Linked DNA regions of Mus musculus: regions 1 and 3 are each linked to region 2. A link is a contact called in ENCODE Hi-C or POLR2A ChIA-PET data. All regions are on one chromosome and are shown on one strand. Each heading gives the region's core, a stretch centred on a gene start or an enhancer-like site at or near the end of the contact. The rest is flanking DNA. Distances are from core to core; before and after follow the strand shown.

Region 1 (3,185 bases), core at 582-3,081, 51 kb before region 2:
TCTGATGGTCACACTCCTTAGAAATCTTCATGCCCCAAACCAACCTACAGGGTGACTGTGACTCCCTAGCTTAGCACAGGTCTCATCCGTGGTGCCAGTCCACCTGGCTTTCCCTCCCAGGATCTCTTTCCACAAGCTACCTAACCACACATTAACACTCTCACCCTTTTCCAACAAGTTGTTTTCTTTTATAACCACTTACTCTTGGAGGGGGTAAAAATAAAGCTCCTTATGTTTATAATGGATCCCTCCACTCTTTTTAAGTTGAAATTCTCTCACCCTTTTAGCTCAGTTCAAAAATCACACTTTCAAAAAAGGAAAAAAAAAAACCACACACACACACACACACACACACAACACCAAAAAACAAAAAACAAAAACAAACAAACAAAAAAAAAAAAACCCTTCAGCATCTCTCCTATATCTTAGTCCACATGGTCACCCTTTAGATCCTCCAAAAGCATCAGGAATGGGTTTCCTTCCTGATGAAGGCTGGATAGATTTCCAAAGCGAATACTCATGCCTATGTGAGCAGCTGGCCCATTGCAGCAGCAACTGAAGAACACAAGGATATTCCATTCATTTTTATGCCCATGTGTAACAACAAACATATACATGTACTAAAAATATAATCTGGTTTTTGCTGGCAAACACAAGAAGTTAGAGATTATTAAAATTTCAGTTCCTTTCATAGCGATATTGTTAACTAGAACAGCACGTTTCATCAGACACGTCCTGGAAGCATCCCATTGAAAATTTGTCAGTATTTATAAACTCCAGGAGGACGCTAACTTAATTAAAAAGGAGAAAGCCAAAGACAAGAAGCTGTAATTAGTTTCGTGAAGGTCAGCGGTCCTGAACTCAAATCTACACTCATCACCTTTGAAGGCAACAATTTTGTAAAGCCTTCTATTGTCCATAGTGTTCCCGGAGCTCAAAGAGATAACTAAGCCATGCAAACACTAATTTAATACAAAGGATGAAATAAATAACTTATTTCCAGGAAAAAAAGAACCTAGTGTGTTCCCATTCAGTTTCATCATCCACAATATAAATATCTTACATATTTACGGGAAGTTTCACAATTCAGATGTGCTGGCGAACAGTAATTTAATTCTTTCCGATAATCCCCTGGGTTAAACAGAGCAGAGATTCTTTGTCCAGATTTAGATAGATTGAACTACAGGCTCTAGAAACGTAGCGTTTCGTTGATTTTATTATTTTAAGTATCCTTACTAACAAAAAAAAAAAAAAAAAAAAAAAAAAAAACGGCCCAAGGAAAACCCGCCCTCTTCTCCATCGGGATCCCTGTGGACCTACTGCTGAGTCGTCCAAGACGGCGAACGTCAAACCCCAAATCCTGATAGACTGAAGCAAAAGTTCCATCTCCCAGCCCAGAGCTGGTGACAGCCACTCCACCCGCAAAGCACTCGCTGCAGCCCGGGAGTAGCGAGCGCACCGCCACAGTGCAGCCGGCCGCCGGCCACCGGGCTCCGGGTCAGCGCTGACAGGGGAGCCGGAGCCCAGGGTCCGCCTCGCAGCCCTCACCACCCAGCACTCACTCCCCACAGCACGGTTCCCGTCCGGCACCCACCTGGTCGCCCGGCCTCGAGGACTGGGCCCAGCAAGCCACACGCCAGCAGCCACCTTAGTCGCAGAGAGGCAAGGGGCGAGAGCGCGCGCGGCCCCATAGCGAGGGCTTCGGCAGGTTCCGCTCAACGCGCGGCCGCCGCCTCCGCCCCTTCGGTCATCCTTGCAACCCCGCGGGGGCCCCCGGGCTGGCGGGGCGCTCGCCCTCGGCGAGCACGCGCGCGGCACTGACGCAGCAACCCCCCCCCCCCCAAAAACCCCGCCCCTTTCCCGATCCCGCGGCCAGAGGCTGACGTAGGGAAAATACAGTCTGGCCAACCCACCGGCGGCCGCCGCCGCCGCCGCTCCAGTTCGCGCCCGGCTGTTCCGCCCCTCCGCCCGCTCAGCGGAGACTAGAGAAGGTAGGAGGGGCTGGAGGGCGGGGCTAAGGGAAGCTCCACCCTCCCTCCGCTCCGTGCAGCAGTGAAGGGTCTACTGGAGGGCGGAGCGAAGCCAGGCCACACCTTTCCCCTGGCCGTTTCTGATTGGCCGTAGTGGCAGGCGGAGCGTCGAGCTGCGCACGGGTTGGCTGTGGAACGGAGGGTTGCGTACCCGACGTAGAGAGAGGCCTGACAGCGCCGGGCTCCGGTGGGCCGTGGCGGCCTGGCTTTGTTTTTAGGCCAGGTCTCTAGGACCGGCCCCCGGGAAGATGGTGCTGGGCGGCTGCCCTGTGAGTTACCTATTGCTGTGCGGCCAGGCGGCCCTGCTATTGGGGAACCTGCTGCTGCTGCACTGTGTTTCTCGGAGCCACTCGTTTAATGCTACGGCCGAACTGGATCTCACACCCTCGGGCGCCGCTCACCTCGAGGGTCCCGCGGCCTCAAGCTGGGAATACAGCGACCCCAACTCGCCAGTCATCCTTTGCTCTTACCTGTAAGCTGCCGGGACGTGGCGGGCGGACCTAGAGGGGGATCGGGCCAGGGATAGCTGTTGGTTGTGGGAGCGGAAGGCTGCTTCCACCTCGGGGAGGTGATTCCGGGACTGGTGCCTCTCAATTGCCCTGCCACAGAAAGCAATTAAACTGTGTGTTAGTGGTAGATACTGGGAAGGAGTAATGTAGGCTACAGAACCCTTCCACTTCCTGCACCCTTTCTGCTGCCTTGGTTACAGGATGAGTTCAAGGCCAACCAGCCAGCCTGGGTAACTTGTCTCAAATTTAAAAAAAAAAGAAAGAAAGAAAATTCAAGGGCTGGAAATGTAGCTCAAAGGTAGATAGCACCTCTAGCGTATCCAGTTCCCAGTACAGAAGGAGGAACAGATATTAAAAGAGGAACGAAAATAGCATTGCGTGCGGACACAGAAGCAATCGGCAAAAGGCACTGATGAAAAATCTTACTGATTTGCAGACCCGACGAGTTCGTAGACTGTGATGCCCCAGTGGATCACGTTGGAAATGCAACTGCCTCCCAGGAGCTTGGTTATGGTTGTCTCAAGGTGAGGATTTTGTTCTTTGTACAGGCACCTTCGTGGGAAGCATGGCCGGGTGCTGTTAAAGAATTACAGAAGGGCATACAGACAGACTTGATTTTTTTTTTTTTTTTTTACAACTTCATCCG
Region 2 (3,227 bases), core at 324-2,823:
GTGCTGTGCTGTGCTGTGCTGTGCTGTGCTGTGCTGTGCTGGGCTGGGCTGGGCTATGCTGGGCTGTGCTGGGCTGTGCTGTGCTGTGTGTGCTGTGCTATGCTGGGCTATGCTGTGCTGGGCTGTGCTGTGCTGGGCTGGGCTGGGCTGGGCTGGGCTGGGCTGGGCTGGGCTGGGCTGGGCTGGGCTGGGCTGGGCTGGGCTGGGCTAGGCTGTGCTGTGCTGTGCTGGGCTATGCTGGGCTGTGCTGTGCTGGGCTATGCTATGCTTGGCTGTGCTGTGCTGTGCTGTGCTGTGCTGTGCTGGGCTGGGCTGGGCTGGGCTGGGCTGGGCTGGGCTGGGCTGGGCTGGGCTGGGCTGGGCTGGGCTGGGCTGGGCTATGCTATGCTATGCTATGCTATGCTATGCTATGCTATGCTATGCTATGCTATGCTATGCTATGCTATGCTATGCTATAGTATGCTGGGCTGGGCTGGGTTGTGCTGTGTTGGGTTGGGTTGGGCTGTGCTGTGCTGTGCTTGGCTGGGTTCCTGCATTAACCCTGAGTGTCACGGACCTGCTGTTTTCTGGCCCTAGGAACCCACCCACCTCCCAGCTTCCTTCTCATCCAGCTGGCAATTTTGATGGAGTTGAGAAGCTTGGTCCCTAAGATCCTCTCTACCTTGTCTGTAGCATCGCCCTTTCCTGGGGAGACTCCTATTTATCACCGGCTGAACAGAGTGCCACTGGCTGACCCTTTGACCCCACGTGGATTACAAATGATCATGCTCACTGCACTGATTAGTCAGCCTGGGAAAATGCTACCCATGCAGTTATTGTGAGAACCAGAGCTTCCAAAGGCCATACACGGCTTTCTGCTTGTTCATATTCGTATATGCACTTTATAGTCGGAGGGTCCACATGCATGTGCATTTACAGTGTGCCCCAGCCTCATGGCTTAGCATGGAAGTGTTGTTGGGCAAAGTAATTCATTGCCAAACTAATGAGATTGATCCCTGTTCTGTCCTGATTAGCTGTAGACCAGGGTTAAGAACCTCCATAGACCAGTTTCTCCCTTAGTAACACCAACGTGAGAAGGTAAATGTCCTTCTCACAGACACAGGGCAGCAGGCACGAAAAATTAATTTGTCCACCTGTGGCTACGTCCACAGAGAAGGGCTGTTGCAGAACTCTGACTTTGGCCTGTCCCTGACAGCCTGCCCCCAGAGGCTTGGACAGCCCCCCCCTGCCCCCCCCCCGCATCTACCTTCCACCCGTTGGTGACAGTGTCAGGCTACAACCATCTTCAAACACAGGAAGAGCACAGGCCCTACAGGAAGCAGTGTGGCCACAGGTGGGTGAGGACATCCAACAGTCTGACTCAAGCGAGGGCACCCAGGCACAAACATTCTCATACCACAAGGCAGACACAATTGAGTCACTGCCCAACAGTGGTCGGCTGGCAGGTCCTGTGAGCACGCCAACATCGAGAGAGTGTCGGGGTGAAGAAAAGAATACCCTTGGGGCCCCCCACGAGTGACGCAGAAGAGCCACCTGGCAGCTGGACAGTCTCAGGAGCTTTCGATTATCAGACGCAGTAGCAACCTAAGCGTCACCCAAGCGTCGGGACACCGTGAGGGCCAGCCACACCCTGTCTGCCGTTGGCCGGAAGTGAGGCCTCTCAGCACCCGGGACAAAAGCAGAGGAAGGTCTTGGAGAACTCAAAAGCATGCCCCAGTGTCAGAGGAGACTGTCCCGCAACAAAGTAAGAAAGCCACCCACACAATCATCAGAGGCCTTTCAAGTTGGTACATACGTAAGCATATTTATCTGGAAATTTATCAGTGCCCTTCAGTGGGCTCTCCAGAGCAGTAGTAGCTCTCAGCCTTCCTAACACCGTGGCCTCTTCTTTTCTTTTCTCTTCTCTTCTCTTCTCTTCTCTTCTCTTCTCTTCTCTTCTCTTCTCTTCTTTCCTTTCCTTTCCTTTGCTTTTTTTATTTGAAATTTTCTTTATTTACATTTCAAATGTTATCCCCTTTCCTAGTTTCCTCTCTAAAAATCTCCTATCCCCTCTCCCCTCCCCCTGCTCACCAATCCACCCACTCCCACTTCCTTAACCTGGCATTCCCCTATACTGGGGCACAGAACCTTCACAGGACCAAGGGCCTCTCCTCCCATTGATGACTGACTAGGCTATCCTCTGCTACATATGCAGCTAGGGCCATGAGTCCCACCACCATGTGTTTTCTTTGGTTGGTGGTTTAGTCCCAGGGAGCTCTGGGGGTACTGGTTGGTTCATATTGTTGTTCCTCCTATGGGGCTGCAGACCCCTTCAGCTCCTTGGGTACTTTCTCTATCACCTTCATTGGGGACCCTGTGTTCTGTCCAACTGTGGCCCTCAAATACAGTTCCTCATGCTACCCAACCATAGAATTATTTTCTTGCTATTTCCTAATTGTAATTTTGCTACAGTTATGAACCATAGTGGAAATCTCTGTGTTTGCCTATGGTCTTAGGTGACCCCTGTGAAAGGGTCGCTCAACACCTCAAGGGGTCCCGACCCACAGGTTGAGAATCACTGTTTTGGAGTCTCTCTCTCTACCCGTCCACACCCAGCCCACAACACACAAATAGTTAATAGCCAGTATTTTTGGAGGACCTGTTATCTATCAGAAGCCCTCAAAAAATAGATCCAGTAGGGCTGGGGGCTGGCTGTGTGAAGACCTCTGGGATGGGACAGAAGGACAATGAAAAGATAACACCATGGGCCAGGTTCAGTTATTTCCTAGTTTGCCCAACCAGACTGCTTCTGTTGTCATTATGTCCTGGAGACAGATACTTCCATCTTTGGGTCGGCCCTCTGGAGGACAGCACCCCCCCACACACCTCTCCCCACCCCTTACCCCCCCCACCCCTCCATCCCTCCACCCCACCCCTTACCCCCCCCCACCCCTCCATCCCTCCACCCCACCCCTTACCCCCCCCACCCCTCCATCCCTCCACCCCACCCCTAACATGCCAGCCCCATACACTAGTCTTCCAGAGATCAGGGACAGAACAAGCCAATCTGTCTCACTCTGTGCAAACACTTGACCCTGGGAGTGACCTAAGGATGACAAAAAAAAAGAGAGACAGACAGACAGACAGGCAGGCAGACAGACAGACAGAAGAGGGCCTAGTTTGTTCTGGCAGTGGGTCAGCTGGAGGTAAGGTACTCATCGATCGGTGACCTAACCCAGTGGCCATTT
Region 3 (2,862 bases), core at 124-2,623, 34 kb after region 2:
GTCTGACAACTCCCTAAAGACCCGGTGAGCTGCTGGCCCACTGCTAACTCAGTACGTTCTTATTACCAAGTTATTATCATTATTATTAACAAGTCACTAGATGCAACCAAGTTGAAGATAAAACTTCTACCCTTCCTGTGTCTTCTGCTTAGCTGTTGCTGGAAGCGTTATACTCCTCCTGGAGGGGGGTGGGGGGGTGGAGGAGTGGGAGGCAACAAAGAAAGAGTGGGGGATGGGGGACAGCTAATCAAAGACATTAAGAACACTAGCACAATTTTGGAACTTCAGCCTCTACTGCAAACCAAAATGCTCCCAGGAGCCGCAACTGGTTCGTTCTCCCCTGCTCCTCCTCTAGTGTTTATGCGCCTCTGAAAAACTCTTAATTGAGTCCAATCAGGGACAGAAGGAGTACAAACGGAAGATGTTCACGAAGGAAGGAAGCCTTAAAGGTGAAAGACTCGGGGCAGGGCTGCCCAGGGCAGAAGGTGTACAAGGGTGCCCTGGTCATGCCCTGATACTTTTTTTCCCTTCCCACACGACCTGGCCCCATCTCTCCTTTCTTCTTTTCTTTTCCTTTTAAATTTTAAGTCTCCATGGCTGAGCAGAACAGGGAAGCGCGGACGTTAAAGGGGACAGCCTTTTGAGGCTTCCCCTCGAAAGGGTTACCTAACCTGGAACCGACCTACGTTTTCCACCAAGTCACCTCCATTGCCAGGAATCCCAGAAGCCCATGGCGGGAGCAGACGAAAGGAGGAGTCTCCCCAGGGTAGCATTCTAGGCCCGCGCCAAGTTAAAAAGGAGTGAGAAGGAGAAGGAAGAGGCTCCAACACCCAACTCGTGCCTGAGGGACTTGCCTGGGACGTTCTCTGCGCTCCTCCCCTACCCGCTGCCCGGGCAGTCCTTGAGGGGCTACCACCCCTGTGCTTGAACCTCGGAGAAGTTTCGCCGCTGCAAACGTGAGAATCTGCAGCTCCACAGGACACCGCCCCCACACGCCCCACCCCACAGCCCGACCCCTGGCGGTGGCGACCTTGGTCACCCAGGAGGCGCCAGTGCACTGGAGGAGGGGCTGCATTTGGGGCTTTCCTGGGAGCTAGGGGAGGTGGCCCATTGGGCCACCTCCGGTCGCCGTCCACCACCCGGACTGGCGCCACCAAGCAAACCCAGCCGCCCTGCTCCCCTCTCTGCCCTCCGCGCCCGGACCCTTGCGCCTCTCTGCCCGACTCACCGCGCTCTGCGCAGCAAGGGTCGCATCGGGTCCCAGAGCTCTGCGCCTCGGGGCTTCGCTTCCCGCCTGTCCTGCGGCACACTTCTCCCTTATCCTCAGCTGTCCTCCAAGGCCGTCTCTCGACTCTTTTTTTCCGGGTTAATTTCGTTTCACATTAAAGCAAAACCCAGCCCCGGATGTGAGTACAATGCTCCTCGGGCCTCCAGGGGGGAGGAGAGGGGTGCGGAGACCTCGAGGGGACAGCAGCGGGGGATGGCGGGGGGGAGGAGGTTGGTGGGATGTAACCCGGCTGCAGCAGGTGTCCGCGATGGGGTGCTCGACCGTCACGTCCCGAGCCTACTTCTGCGCACTGTGCAGCCGGCCCAAACCGCGGCTGCCCGGAGGGCGAGGGGGCGTTGGGAGTTTAGGGGTGGAGAGAGGAACGCATCGCCCCCTGCGGTCTAAAGTGCACCCCCCGGAGCTAAGAGGGTCGCCAACGCCCTGACCCAGCTTGCCTGGCCCTTCTTGGAGCACGGAGAGAAGTGGGAAAGAGAAGCTGGATTCGATAGGTTCAGCCTAGGGTGACCAGACAGAACTCCAGCGCCCTCGCCCTTCAGTCACACAGCAACCCGTAGGTATCAATCCGGTGCTGGGGCCGATGAGGAAACCGAGACTCCAAGACATTAGGTAACTTGTTCTGGGTCCCCAGTCAGTAGAGGGCAGGTCTGTCCGGTCTAACGCAGGCCTCCCTCGTGGAGACATTGACATTTAAATATAAGTAACGCCAGGCAGACAAAGTGGACTCAATTTTACGGTAAAATTGTCAGCCCAGGGACCGAGCACCGAGAGATGCGGCTTTGGGGGCTGGGGGCGGGGAGGAGGATGCTGATGTCAGCCGTGTGGGTCCAAGGTACTCGGAGTGTGTAGTGAAAAAGTCGCCCCCGGAAGCTCTGCAGGACTAGGCCTGGCTTCGCGGGTGGGAAGTACGGTGCGAGGCAAAGGCAGCCTGGCAGCCTGGGGGCTGAGGGCTGCAGCCAGGTGAGCCGGCAGGAAGGCGGGACGCCCGGCAGCACACGCCCCGAAAGCTCCCCTGATGAAACCGCAGGCGCTTCCTCTTCTATTTTGATAGCCAAAGCGAAAATGAGCCGCCCAGTTCGCTCAGGTGTGAAAAAAAGACGTTTGCTTTAGAACATTATGCTCTGAATGAGGAAGGAAAAGAAAACGAGGTGGGGAGAGGGGAGCCATTTCCCTTGAAATAAACATCAACGTCAATTTTGTACGTTTGAGGAGGTCCCTTGCCCTGCATTGGGGCTTCAAGTAGCATTTCTCCTAACCGGCTCCCATTCCTTAGGCAGCTGGTGACCCGTGACCCCGCTCAGTGCCTCAGTTTCTATATCTGGGTCAAGCGAGTCAATTCTTGCGGGGTTTCCTTCCTACACAAAGGTGCTATGTACTTTTTTTTTTTTTTTTTTTTAACGAGATGGTCATTTTTACCGTAAAATGGAGGCTGCTCTAAACCATCAGCTCAGGTTAAATTTGCTGAATGAGTGCTGCCCAAAACTCCCGCTGGGGTGATCGCTAAGCAGCAGTGCCGTGGTGCTTCGGATTTCACGGTATGGTTCCTATTAAAACCCATAAAACGGCTCCTGTGAGGC

Evidence for each region. A loop is a pair of places that touch in the nucleus more often than their neighbours do. ChIA-PET counts read pairs that join two places held with the same protein, here RNA polymerase II (POLR2A).
Region 1: POLR2A ChIA-PET joins it to region 2 with 14 read pairs in Patski. The contact joins the promoter of Adam9 here to the enhancer-like site in region 2. POLR2A ChIA-PET finds 5 or more read pairs at or near these places in 2 of 5 experiments (Patski and embryonic stem cell).
Region 3: a loop to region 2 is called in a map of heart, with 2.9 times the contacts of the local background. The contact joins the promoter of 5830408C22Rik here to the enhancer-like site in region 2. A Hi-C loop is called at or near these places in 8 of 37 maps with a recorded cell type or tissue (T-helper 17 cell, gastrocnemius, heart and 2 more). POLR2A ChIA-PET finds 5 or more read pairs at or near these places in 3 of 5 experiments (Patski and embryonic stem cell).

The regions. Positions count from the first base shown.
Region 1 is chr8:25,015,091-25,018,275 of GRCm38, forward strand. Adam9 (a disintegrin and metallopeptidase domain 9 (meltrin gamma)) reads right to left here and starts at 1,832. Exons shown (of 22, transcript NM_001270996.1): 1 at 1,595-1,832. The coding sequence starts at 1,691. It overlaps Tm2d2 (TM2 domain containing 2), which reads left to right and starts at 2,121. Exons shown (of 4, transcript NM_027194.3): 1 at 2,121-2,502; 2 at 2,976-3,063. The coding sequence starts at 2,279.
Region 2 is chr8:25,066,763-25,069,989 of GRCm38, forward strand. All of the region lies in intron 3 of Plekha2 (pleckstrin homology domain-containing, family A (phosphoinositide binding specific) member 2), which reads right to left. Among named protein-coding and RNA genes, the nearest start is that of Htra4, 29 kb to the left of the region's middle. Within about 2 kb of position 1,574, at least 1 of the 3 ENCODE cell types and tissues checked has a DNase peak (open chromatin) inside an H3K27ac peak, as active enhancers do; it is heart, where a contact is called at or near this core.
Region 3 is chr8:25,100,806-25,103,667 of GRCm38, forward strand. It overlaps 5830408C22Rik (RIKEN cDNA 5830408C22 gene), which reads left to right and starts at 1,374. Exons shown (of 2, transcript NR_155282.1): 1 at 1,374-1,406. It overlaps Plekha2 (pleckstrin homology domain-containing, family A (phosphoinositide binding specific) member 2), which reads right to left and starts at 1,006. Exons shown (of 12, transcript NM_031257.3): 1 at 855-1,006.